Regions from separate parts of the Homo sapiens genome. Here region 1 is linked to region 2. A link is an interaction called in ENCODE POLR2A ChIA-PET data of the cell type or tissue named here. Cell type or tissue: IMR-90. All regions are shown on one strand. Links, peaks and the distances in the headings refer to the core of each region. The heading gives the core; the rest is flanking DNA.

Region 1 (5,385 bases), core at 173-5,172, 410 kb after region 2:
CACTGCACTCCAGCCTGGGTGACAGAGTGAGACTCTGTCTGAAAATAAATAAATAAATAAATAAATAAATAAAATTCACTGCTGTGTAGTCAACCTCATCACACACTTTTTGAAAATGCTGAGCAAATCACGAATCTCAATCTTATAAGAACTTCCCTTTATGCCAAATATTCTTTATAAGCCATGGCAAATTAAAATATGAAGACCTGCCAAAAATCTATAATTTGCCAGCTGCAAATGTTTATTATTTAGAAATAAATCTTACTAATAGCTAACATTTATTGAACATAAACCAAGTGTCCAGCAAGGTTCTAAATGCCTGTGTATACGATCTTATTTCATCATTACAATACCCCTCATGAGGTGGGGAATATTTTCTCCAATTGTACAGATGAAGAGAATGAGGCACAAACACATTTAAGCAACTTGCCTCAATGGTGCAGGTGTAAACCCAGGGAGGTAGACTTGGAACCCATGATCTGCCTAACTCATCTAACTCATGACCCAGCACTTTGGAGACATGAATATACTATGACTATTCAAATTATAGTTATTATAAAATGTGAGTACATTTATGAAATTGTATAGGATAAAGAAAAATATGTAATTTATTAATAATAGTGGGGATAGTTTGCTACTTATATATAGTCATTTGATTAGTAGCTGGAAATTTCTTACACAAAAGAAAAGCCTCAACTTTTTGGTTGATACCTAAAATTTCACCATTACATTTCTGTTGTAACGGCTTGCACTTTTCTCCTGTGTTGACGTACTTTAGGGAAAAGGCAAATCTCACTCTTTAAGTCTTTGTTGCCCTATTAGGAATGAGCTTGTCAGATTCTTTGTGATGAAGACGAGAGTAGAGAGGAGGACATGTGGCAGCTGATGGGGAAAGGGTACCATTCAAGGCTACAGGGAGGGTCATCTTGGGGTGCTTCCAGCCTACTTGACTTAGAGCAAGTTTAGAGTTGGCTATTTACACCAAAAGCTCATGACTCCAATCTGATGTGGTTCAGTTCCTACTGTGACAGCACACACTTGTAGGCCCTAAGGTTGAATAATGGCCAAAATTTAGACCCAAGAAAGGAATATCACACTGTCTAGTGATTTGAAGGTTACTTAACAGGATCTTTTTGAGGATCATGCTGCTATGTTAAAGTCACTAAAGTGTGTCTTTGGATGCCCCATCATCCATGAATCAGGGTATCTTCAGTAGCACCTTCTGTACCCTCAGGTGTCCATGTCCTGCTTTTCCATTGGGTCTCCTACCCTGGAGCACTAGCTCTTGAGATGCACACACTGGACTTAGGAAAACGAGATGTGGTCTTGTGAAACATGTCTGACAATATACAGAATGTTGTGGGCTTAACAAACATAAAATTGCTATAGCAGATCAGAAAAGGGAGAACTCAGTATAGAATTGAATAATTGGGAAAGCCTTCCTGGAAGATGTGAATATTCATCAAGGAAGTGTTGATTTCTCCTTTAGGAAAGTCAAGTTAAGACCTCCTGGATAGAGGAACTCCAGCAAACATCCTGGGTCCCTGTCTGATTCTCTGCTACAGGTGTGCCTGGAGTGGGCTGTCCTCATGCTCAGCTCCCGGGTGTCGGCAGATGTAAACGTGAATAACAGGGCCCAGGAACCCTTATGAGGTTTCGACAGAAAATATGATGAGAACACACTCACTAGCTACTATGTCAACTAAAGGCTCTCGACAGATTTTTCTGGCTTGAGGTCTAGACACTTTGGTTATTTCCAATATTTTGAAACACAAACAATACTTCAATAAATTGTATTCATTTTTGAACTCTGGCTACTGCTTCTCTGATACCATTTTAAATTCTCTGTAAAGCCCAGCTCTCTAGTTTCAGGCAGGAATTAGGTAGGCTTGGCTTGTGGAAGAGGTGACATGATAAGCCATTGGTAGCAGAGCCTCCTGGTTGCCTAGCCAATAGCTACCCTCCACCTTGATCTTAGCAACTCTATTAGTCAGGGTTCTTTGTATCTCCATATATATATATATATATATATATATATATATATATATATATATATATATATATATCTCCTATTAGTGTGTGTGTATATATATATATATAAAATAAAAAGGGGAGTTTATTAAGTATTAACTCACAGGATCACAGGGTCCCACAATAGGCCATCTGCAAGCTGAGGAGGAAGGAAAGCCAGTCTGAGTCCCAAAACTGAAGAAACTTGGAGTCCGATGTTCGAGGGCAGGAAGGGTCCAGCACGGGAGAAAGATGTAGGCTGGGAGGCTAGGCCGGTCTCTCATTCACATTTTTCTGCCTGTTTATAGTCTAGCCACACCGGCAGCTGATTAGATTGTGCCCACCCAGATTAAGGGTGGGTCTGCTTTCCCCAGCCCACTGACTCAAAGGTTCATCTCCTTTGGCAACACCTTCACAGACACACCCAGGATCAATACTTTGTATCCTTCAAGCCAATCAAATTGACATTTAGTATTAACCACGACAGCAACAGAATGCTGTTTTTTTTTTTTTTTTTCCAGAGCTGCAATGTATCCAGGAGTCCTCACACTTCTTTGCAGCTGGGGGTGCCCATATGAGCTAAGACAAGCCAATGAAATGTAAGTGGAAGTCTGTGAGGAGGGGTCCTGGGAAAGTGGCTGTTTTCCTGTTAAAAGGAGCTGGCCAAGCCAGCAATCATTTATGTCTTTTGCTCGTTGCCCTTCCTCCTCCTTTTGCCAGTTTATGCTTAAGGTGGAATAGCCATTTTCTGACCATGGAGAAACAATGTACACACTAAGGTTGACTGAAAGGGGAGCTAAAAGGATCCTAGACTTTTCATTATGTGAAATAACCGGTTGTGCCTACCTGTGCTCTTTTTATTAAGTGAGTAAAACAACTCCCTATTTAGCAAAATCATTATAGTTGAGTTTCTATTACTCATTGAGGCCAAATTGCAAACCTAACCTAATAGGTGTTTCTCTTGAAAGGAAACCTTCCCAAGGTAATCTGGAAAATAGGCTGGAGTTAGACTGAAGTCTCCATTAATGTGGGAGGAAAATAACTATCAAGTATCAAAGTTCTAACTACATGGTCTGGAGTTACTTGAGATATTTTCCATTTCTTTTGAGCCCCAAACTGCATATATCAGGTTTTGTAAGCTTATGATAGTTCTTTTAGTTTTTATAGTGTAGCATTTCACATTTAAAAATGTATTTATTGTGATTGTGACCAAACAACAGAAATGTGTAAAGTAAAAAAAAAAAAAAAATCTGCTTCCTACCTCTGCTGCTTCAAGTACTACTCCCCAGGAGTCACTATTAATAGTTTTGGTGTCTGTTCTTCCAGGCATTTTCAATGCATGAATAATCATCGGTAACTTTCATAAAAGTTAAGAAATTAGACATTACTTGTTGCTGTAAATATCCCAATTATTTGATATCAGTGAACCTCAGCTTAACACTTTGATATTTTTCTAAAGCATTCCAACCTTTCATGAGGCTTGTACCTTGAGTTTCTGGGAGAGTCTCTATGTACAAGTCAAACGCCATAGGAGAATCAAACAACTGTCTCTGGGGGGAAATACATTCTGAAGAATAGCTAGAGCTCTTCATGTTTACCTTTTATCTCTTTTAGTTTTGGATTGCATGCAAGTCTGAAAAAATGTTCACTTGGGCTGGGAGTGCCTGGCCTGACCCACTCCTGTTTTCAAGTACTGCCAGCTGTGGGCAGTGGCTGGGCTAATTATAAATCACAGGGTCAAAGAGGAAGTTAGTCTCTCACTGAAACTGTACTAGAACAAAACCAGATTTTTCTTAAAATCAACAAAGGAAAAGGATTCTAATACACTTTAATTTCTGTTAGTTTTATATTCTATGGGTGCTTAGTTTTATATTCAATGGGTGCTATTTTGTGGACTTAATAGCTAGTAGTGTCATAATATAAATAGCTTTTATAATATTTGTTAAAATCTGAACAACTTGTGCGCATTCCACTGCAAACTCCTCTTCGGTCAAAGGCCATGCCTCACATATTTTGTGTCCAGTCAGATCAAACTACAGTGACAAGCCTCACCATCACAGACAGCTTCCAATTAGATTTATAGCAGCCCATGCTTAAATATAAGCAGATAGCCAAGAATTACCATATATTGGAGGAAAGTTTCTAAAAAGAAAGAGACAAAAACAAAAAAAGAAAAATACAGAAAAAACACGGAGAAAAAGTCTTATTTAGGAAAAGAAGAAGAAAAAGAAACCATCATTAATAGCCTCAATGAGATAAGAGATTAAAGATACTATGAAAAAGAAACATCCAGAGAACAAAGAGAGCACAAGGAAATATAAAGTATGATAGCATAATGAAAGAGTAGAAGGGTTGAAAGGAAAACTTGAGGAAATTTCTCTTTTAGCAAGTCAAATGACAAAAAAGAAAGGAAAATAAAAGAAAAAAGAAAATTAGAGGACTGTTTTAGAAGGTCCAACATCTGCGTAAAAGGAATCCAAGACAGAATAGAGAAAATCAAATGGACAAAATTAAATAATCCAAGACAAAGTATCAGAACTTTGGAAGGACATATACTTCCATAGACAGAGAACCCATTCAGTGCCCCACACGATGGATACAATGGGAACATCATTGTAAAATGTAAAAATTCTGGAGGCAAGTAAGAGATCCTACAAATTTCCCAGCATGGAAAAAAAAATGGCTTCAAATAAAGGATCAATATTTAGAATGACATCAAATCTTCTTCATAGTGAAGCTAGAAGGCAGTTAATCTAATGCCTTTTTCCTGAGGGAAAATGATTTCCAACCTAAAATTCCATATCCAATTAAAGCACTAATTGTCTGTATGGCTAGTGTGAGGGTAAAATATTTTTTAGCATGCAAGGTCTTCTGACATACAATTTCCAACACACAAAGTCTTAAACAATTACTTTTTCACTAACATTTTTCTCATGAAGCTACTGGAAGGCATGTCCCCTCCTCCAAAAGGGGGTAAGCTAAGAGAATAAAATAGATGAGACCCATGAAATAGAGTCGGAAGAGAGGTGAAGGGCATCAGCAAGATGATGGAGTAAGGCTCCTAGAATGAGAGCAGTGCAGTAAGCACATACAGAAATGGACTACTTTGGAACAAGTCAGAAGGCTGAGAAAGAAAAAGGCAGCCCCTGGTATCCAGGAGCAGAACTGGTACTCATAGGTAGGCCTTGGTATTCCCCTGTTGAACATAAACAATTGCCCAGAACATCAACTTCAGACAAAGCCCCTCTGTAATCATGATGGATCAGGACAAAAACAAGGCCACTCCATAACTGTATTTGAACATAGACAAAAACATGAACATTGTCCAAGCCACAAAATACCATAAATTCCCCTTGTATAGCTTTGTTTAACAAT
Region 2 (5,385 bases), core at 135-5,134:
AAAGGCGGACATTGGGGTAATGCTTTTACAAGCCAAGGAACTCCGAAGGTAGCCAGCAAACTGTCAGAAGCTAGGCGAGGGTCCTGGGACAGATTCTCCTCACAGCCCTCAGAAGGAATCAGTCCCGCTGACACCTTGATCTTGGACTTGTAGCCTCAGGAACTGTGAGGCAAATGTCTGTTGTTTAAACTATCCAGTTTGTGATACTTTGTTACAGCAGCCCTAGCAAATTGAGCTACTTGGTCAAAAACTTCAGGCAACACTGATGAGATGATGTAAAGGCTTTAAAGAGTTGGTTTATGTTTAAGAGTCCAAATTATCAACGTCCTATCTTTACTCAGTCTCTGTATTCAAGAATTGACCTTAGGCCAGGTGCAGTAGTTCACGCCTGTAATCCCAATACTTTGGGATGCCAAGGTAGGAGGATTGCTTGAGGTCAGGAGTTTGAGATCAGCCCTTGTATATTAGTTCGTTCTCATGCTGCTGATAAAGACATACCCAAGACTGGGTAATTTATAAGGAAAAAGAGGTTTAATGGACTCACGGTTCCATGTGGCTGGAGAGGCCTCAATCATGGCGGAAGGTGAAAGGCATGTCTTAGGTGGCGGCAGACAAAAGAGAAATGAGAGCCAAGTGAGAAGGGAAACCCCTTATAAAATCATCAGATCTCGTGAGACTTATTCACTACCATGAGAACAGTATGGGGAAAGCGTCCCCATGATTCAGTTCCCACCGGGTCCCTCCCACCACATGTGGGAGTTCTGGGAGCTACAATTGAAGATGAGATTTGAGTGGGGACAAAGCCAAACCATATCACCTTTTCTCTACTAAAAATTAAAATTAATTAAAAAATTAAGCTGGCATGGTACTATATGTCTGTAGTCCTAGCTACTTGGGATGCCGAGGTGGGAGGATTGCTTGAGCCCACGAGGTTGAGGCTGCAGTGAGTCATGATCATGCCACTGCACTCCAGCCTGGACAACAGAGCAAGGCCCTGATGCAAAAAACAAAAAATAATAATTTAACTTAAAGTGATGTCTTGATTGCAGTGTTTATTCTACTTTTTAAAGCCATTGTGGTGGGAAAACAATTTGTTTACATTTGTAGTACAGTTTATGTTAAAGGTTGAAGAAATTGGGAAATATTTTATCTTTAACTCAAGACAGGATGGTGATATGCAACAGTTATAGGCAAAAAATATTTACATTTAAGAAAAAAAGTATCATTTAATCCCATTAGGCAGAAGTGGAGTCAAAAGCAAAAATATGGCTGGTTATGGATGTATGTTTCCCTTCCTGTTCATATGTTGAAACCTAATTCCCAATGTGATGGGTTTTGGAGATGGGGTCTTTGGGAGGTAATAGGTCATGAGAGTGGAACCCTCGTGGATGGGATTAGTGCCATATAAGAAGAGTCCATAGAGCTAGCTCACTCCCTTTCTGCCATGTGAGGATACAAGAAGTCGGCCTGGAAAAGAGCCCTCACCAGAACCCTACAATGGCACTCTGATCTTGGACATTCGGCCTCCGGAGCTGTGAGAAATAAATTGTCTTTAAGCTATCCAGTTTATGGTACTTTATTACACCAGCCCAAACTGACTGAAGATGGGGTCCTACCAAGCGAAATCATAGCTGTGAACAGTGTAATAGTATCTCATCAGCATGGGGAGGGCTATAGGCAAAACATGCACTAGTCTAGCTACTTAATCTTCAAGTATTAAGGACAACCTGTCCTTTTTATACAAGTCATACATTAGACATGTGCCTGAGATTACAAAACACTGTGATCGAGTTTTCAAGGCTAGGGATACACCTCAAACTCAGATGTACTTCTTTGGTGCCTATTTGTAAGTCAGCAAAATCCAGAACTCAGCAATATGTTAATTAATGTATTAATACAGAAAATATTTTTGTGCATTATATTTTCTGCATTTTAGATATTTGTGTGCCATGGAATATTTGATGATTTTTGGCTTTATTTAGGTTAAGTCAACCAAAGCATTTTGAAATGCTGCTTTTTTTTTAACACATGTATTTGTGGGTTTTTGTTTTGTTATTGTTGTTGTTTGAGACAGGGTCTTAACTCTGTCATGCAGGCTGAAGTGCAGTGTCACAATCACGGCTCACCGCAGCCTCAACCTCCCGGGCTCGGGTGATCCTCCCACGTCAGCCTCCTTAGCAGCTGGGATTACAGGTGCCCACCACCACGCCCGTCTCCTTTTTGTATTTTTAGTAGAGACGGAGTCTCACCATGTTGCCCAGGCTGGTCTCAAACTCCTGGGCTCAAGTGATCTGCCCTCCTCAACTTCCCAAAGTGCTAGGATTACAGGTGTGAGCCACCACACCTGGCCTAAATCCACATGTATTTGTAATAGTTTTGCCATTGTTTAGACAGGTAGTTTTAAGATTTTTTAAAGTAATAGAAGCCTTTCTTCAAATTAAATCTTATGTGGAAGTCCAGTATGCAGCAATTATGTTAGGTAGTCATAGAGGACTGGCCATTCGTAAAAAAAAATATACCCTTGTTTTAAATCTTTGTTTCTTGAATTTAGTCTTGAAGTTCCATGTTTTATGACTATGTATTCCATGTTTATTTTATAGTGTGTTAGCAAAATGAAAGGAATGTACATGGATGGGGATGATAAAGATGCTACTGACCTATTATTATAGGGCCTGTGCTTGGAGTTGCTTTTCAGTAATGGGATTGGATTTGTAAGAATCTGTCCATCAGGCTGGGTGCAGTGGCTGACGCCAGTAATCCCAGCACTTTGGGAGGCCGAGGCTCAAGTAGCTCAATTTGCTCAAAAAAAAAAAAAAAAAAAAAGAATCCATCTATCGTCTGGCCGGGCACGATGGCTCACGCCTGTAATCCCAGCACTTTGGGAGACTGAGGCGGGCGGATCACGAGGTCAAGAGATCGAGACCATCCTGGCCAACATGGTCAAACCCCGTGTCTACTAAAAATACAAAAATTAGATGGGCGTGGTGGTGGGCGCCTGTAATCCATCCCAGCTACTCAGGAGGCTGAGGCAGGAGAATCACTTGAACCCGGGAGGCGGACCACTGCACTCCAGCAGAGTGAGACTCCCTCCCAAAAAAAAAGAATCCATCTATCCTCTTTAATTTAGTCCCCTTTGTGGCCACACAGCAGTCTGTGTCCTACACCCTCTTGGTCAAGAATATAATGTCTACTACTCACAAAAATATATTTCTCAGTAAGTGACTCCCCTTCCTCTCATCATTGTTCTTTTAGCAATTTTTGTGCACTATTCATTTAACTATAACTTTGCCACCTTTGGACTCTAATAGACTCAAAAACCTGTTTGTCCAGTTTAGTGTATGTTTGTTTTATTCCCTCACCCATGACTTCCAGTCATATTACTGTAAGCTGATATTTGGAACTACATATATCTTTTGTATGTTTATTTTTTTAATTTTTTTTGCAAGTTTCAGGATCTATATTTTGTTGTTTGTTTGTTTGTTTGTTTGTTTTTGAGACAGAGTCTCATTCTGTCACCCAGGTTGGAGTGCAGTGACACGATCTCAGCTCACTGCAACCTCCGCCTCCTAGGTTCAAGCGATTCTCCTGCCTCAGTCTCCCGAGTAGCTGGGATTACAGGCACCCGCCACCACACCTGGCTAATTTTTGTATTTTTAGCGGAGATAGGGTTTCACATGTTGGCCACACTAGTCCCAAACTCCTGACTTCAGGTGATCTACCTGCCTTGGCCTCCCAAAGCGCTGGGATTACAGGCGTGAGCCACCGCGCCCAGCCTGTATATGTTTAAATTGTCATAAAAACTAACACCCTTTGGGAGGCCGAGGCAGGCAGATCATGAGGTCAGGAGATCGAGACCATCCTGGCTAACACAGTGAAACCCCATCTCTACTAAAAATATTTTTTTAAAAATTAGCCAGGCTTGGTGGCGGGCGCCTGTAGTCCCAACCCAGGAGGCTGAGGCAGGAGAATGGCATGAACCCAGGAGGCAGAGCTGGCAGTGAGCCAATATCACGCCACTGCACTCCAGCCTGGACGACAGAGAGAGACTCCATCTCAAAAAAAAAAAAAAAAAAAGAAAAAAGAAAACCAACACCATGTGGGGATGTTGGGAATAGCAGTTGAATGTTTCAGAATTAGGTTTTTTGTATTTGTGGTATTCTCAGATGGCCCATTTTTCCAAGATCACGTTATGTCATGTGGCTAGTTTGACAGCCCATAAGCCATAGTTCAGGGACATTTTTACCTTTTTCTAAAGGGTATATATAAAAAGATATAAAGAACAAACTATTCAGATAGTTTGGTATCAGTGAATCATTTCAATAAAAATATACTCTGAGTCTTCCTTCTTTCAGCAAATGTTTACTGAGCTCCTACTATATGCTAGCAGTCATTATGCTAAGTTTTAAGTATACAGCAGCAAACTAACTGAACATAATCCAGGCCTCACGGGATAGAGAAATTACACCAAAAAATTATATGCATAATACATTCATACATGTATAAAATCTTCATACCAATTACAAAGGAAATCAACAGGGCTCTACAGAGAGTTAAAGAAGCTACTCTAAAAAGAACAGAAAAGGAATGAGAAGTGAAAGGAATTCCAGCATTCTAGCTGGGTGCCGTGGCATGCACCTGTAGCCCCAGCTACTCAGGAGGCTGAGGCAGGAGGACCCCACGATCCCAGGAGTTCAAGTCTAGCCTAGGCAACATAGCGAGACTCTCATCTCAAAAAAAAAAGAAAAAGAAAAAAACTGTGTTATAGGCTGGGCACAGTGGTTCGCGCCTGTAATCCCAGCACTTTGGGAGGCTGAGGCGGGTGGATCACGAGGTCAGGATTTCAGGACCAGCCTGGCCAAGATGGTGAAACCCCATCTCTACTAAAAATACAGAAAAATAGGCCGGGCACAGTGGCTCACCCCTGTAATCCCAGCACTTTGGGAGGCCAAGGCGGGCGGATCACGAGGTCAAGAGATTGAAAACATCCTGGTCAACATGGCAAAACCCTGTCTCTACTAAAAATACAAAAATTAGCTGGGCATGGTGGCACACACCTGTAGTCCCAGCTACTCAGGAGGCTGAGGCAGGAGAATCACCAGGAGGTGGAGGTTGTAGTGAGCCGAGATTGTGCCACTGCACTCCAGCCCGGGCGACAGAGTGAGACTTTGTCTTAAAAAAAAAAAAAATGAGTAGGATTTGGGGGAGGAATGGCAGAGAAATGACCTGGTTATCTATTGCCAAAGCAAAAGCAAAGCAAGGAAAAATTGTTTTAAAAATACTTTAAAGAACAAGTGGAGGCCAGGTGTAGTGGCCCATGCCTATAATCCCAGAACTTTGAGAGGCGGAGTCGGGTGGATCACCTGAGTTCAGGAGTTCGAGACCAGC

What was found. ChIA-PET counts read pairs that join two places held together with the same protein. Peaks named below come from ENCODE experiments on the same cell type or tissue, not always from the same donor. Only the 100,000 strongest peaks of a DNase experiment are listed, where the experiment ranks them.
Region 1: POLR2A ChIA-PET joins it to region 2 with 5 read pairs; 1 of 35 experiments calls an interaction of 5 or more read pairs at or near these places.

What each region holds. Positions count from the first base shown.
Region 1 is chr7:77,268,195-77,273,579 of GRCh38, reverse strand. All of the region lies in intron 9 of CCDC146 (coiled-coil domain containing 146), which reads right to left. The region is part of intron 2 of LOC102723791 (a long non-coding RNA gene); the gene reads left to right. Among named protein-coding and RNA genes, the nearest start is that of CCDC146-AS1, 22 kb to the right of the region's middle. RefSeq lists a silencer at 1,804-1,986. In IMR-90, for the core only: no CTCF peak of the experiment used is centred there; no DNase peak of the experiment used is centred there; H3K27ac peaks cover 724 bases.
Region 2 is chr7:77,677,745-77,683,129 of GRCh38, reverse strand. All of the region lies in intron 1 of APTR (Alu-mediated CDKN1A/p21 transcriptional regulator), which reads left to right. Among named protein-coding and RNA genes, the nearest start is that of APTR, 16 kb to the left of the region's middle. In IMR-90, for the core only: a CTCF peak has its summit at 4,117; a DNase peak (open chromatin) is centred at 2,649.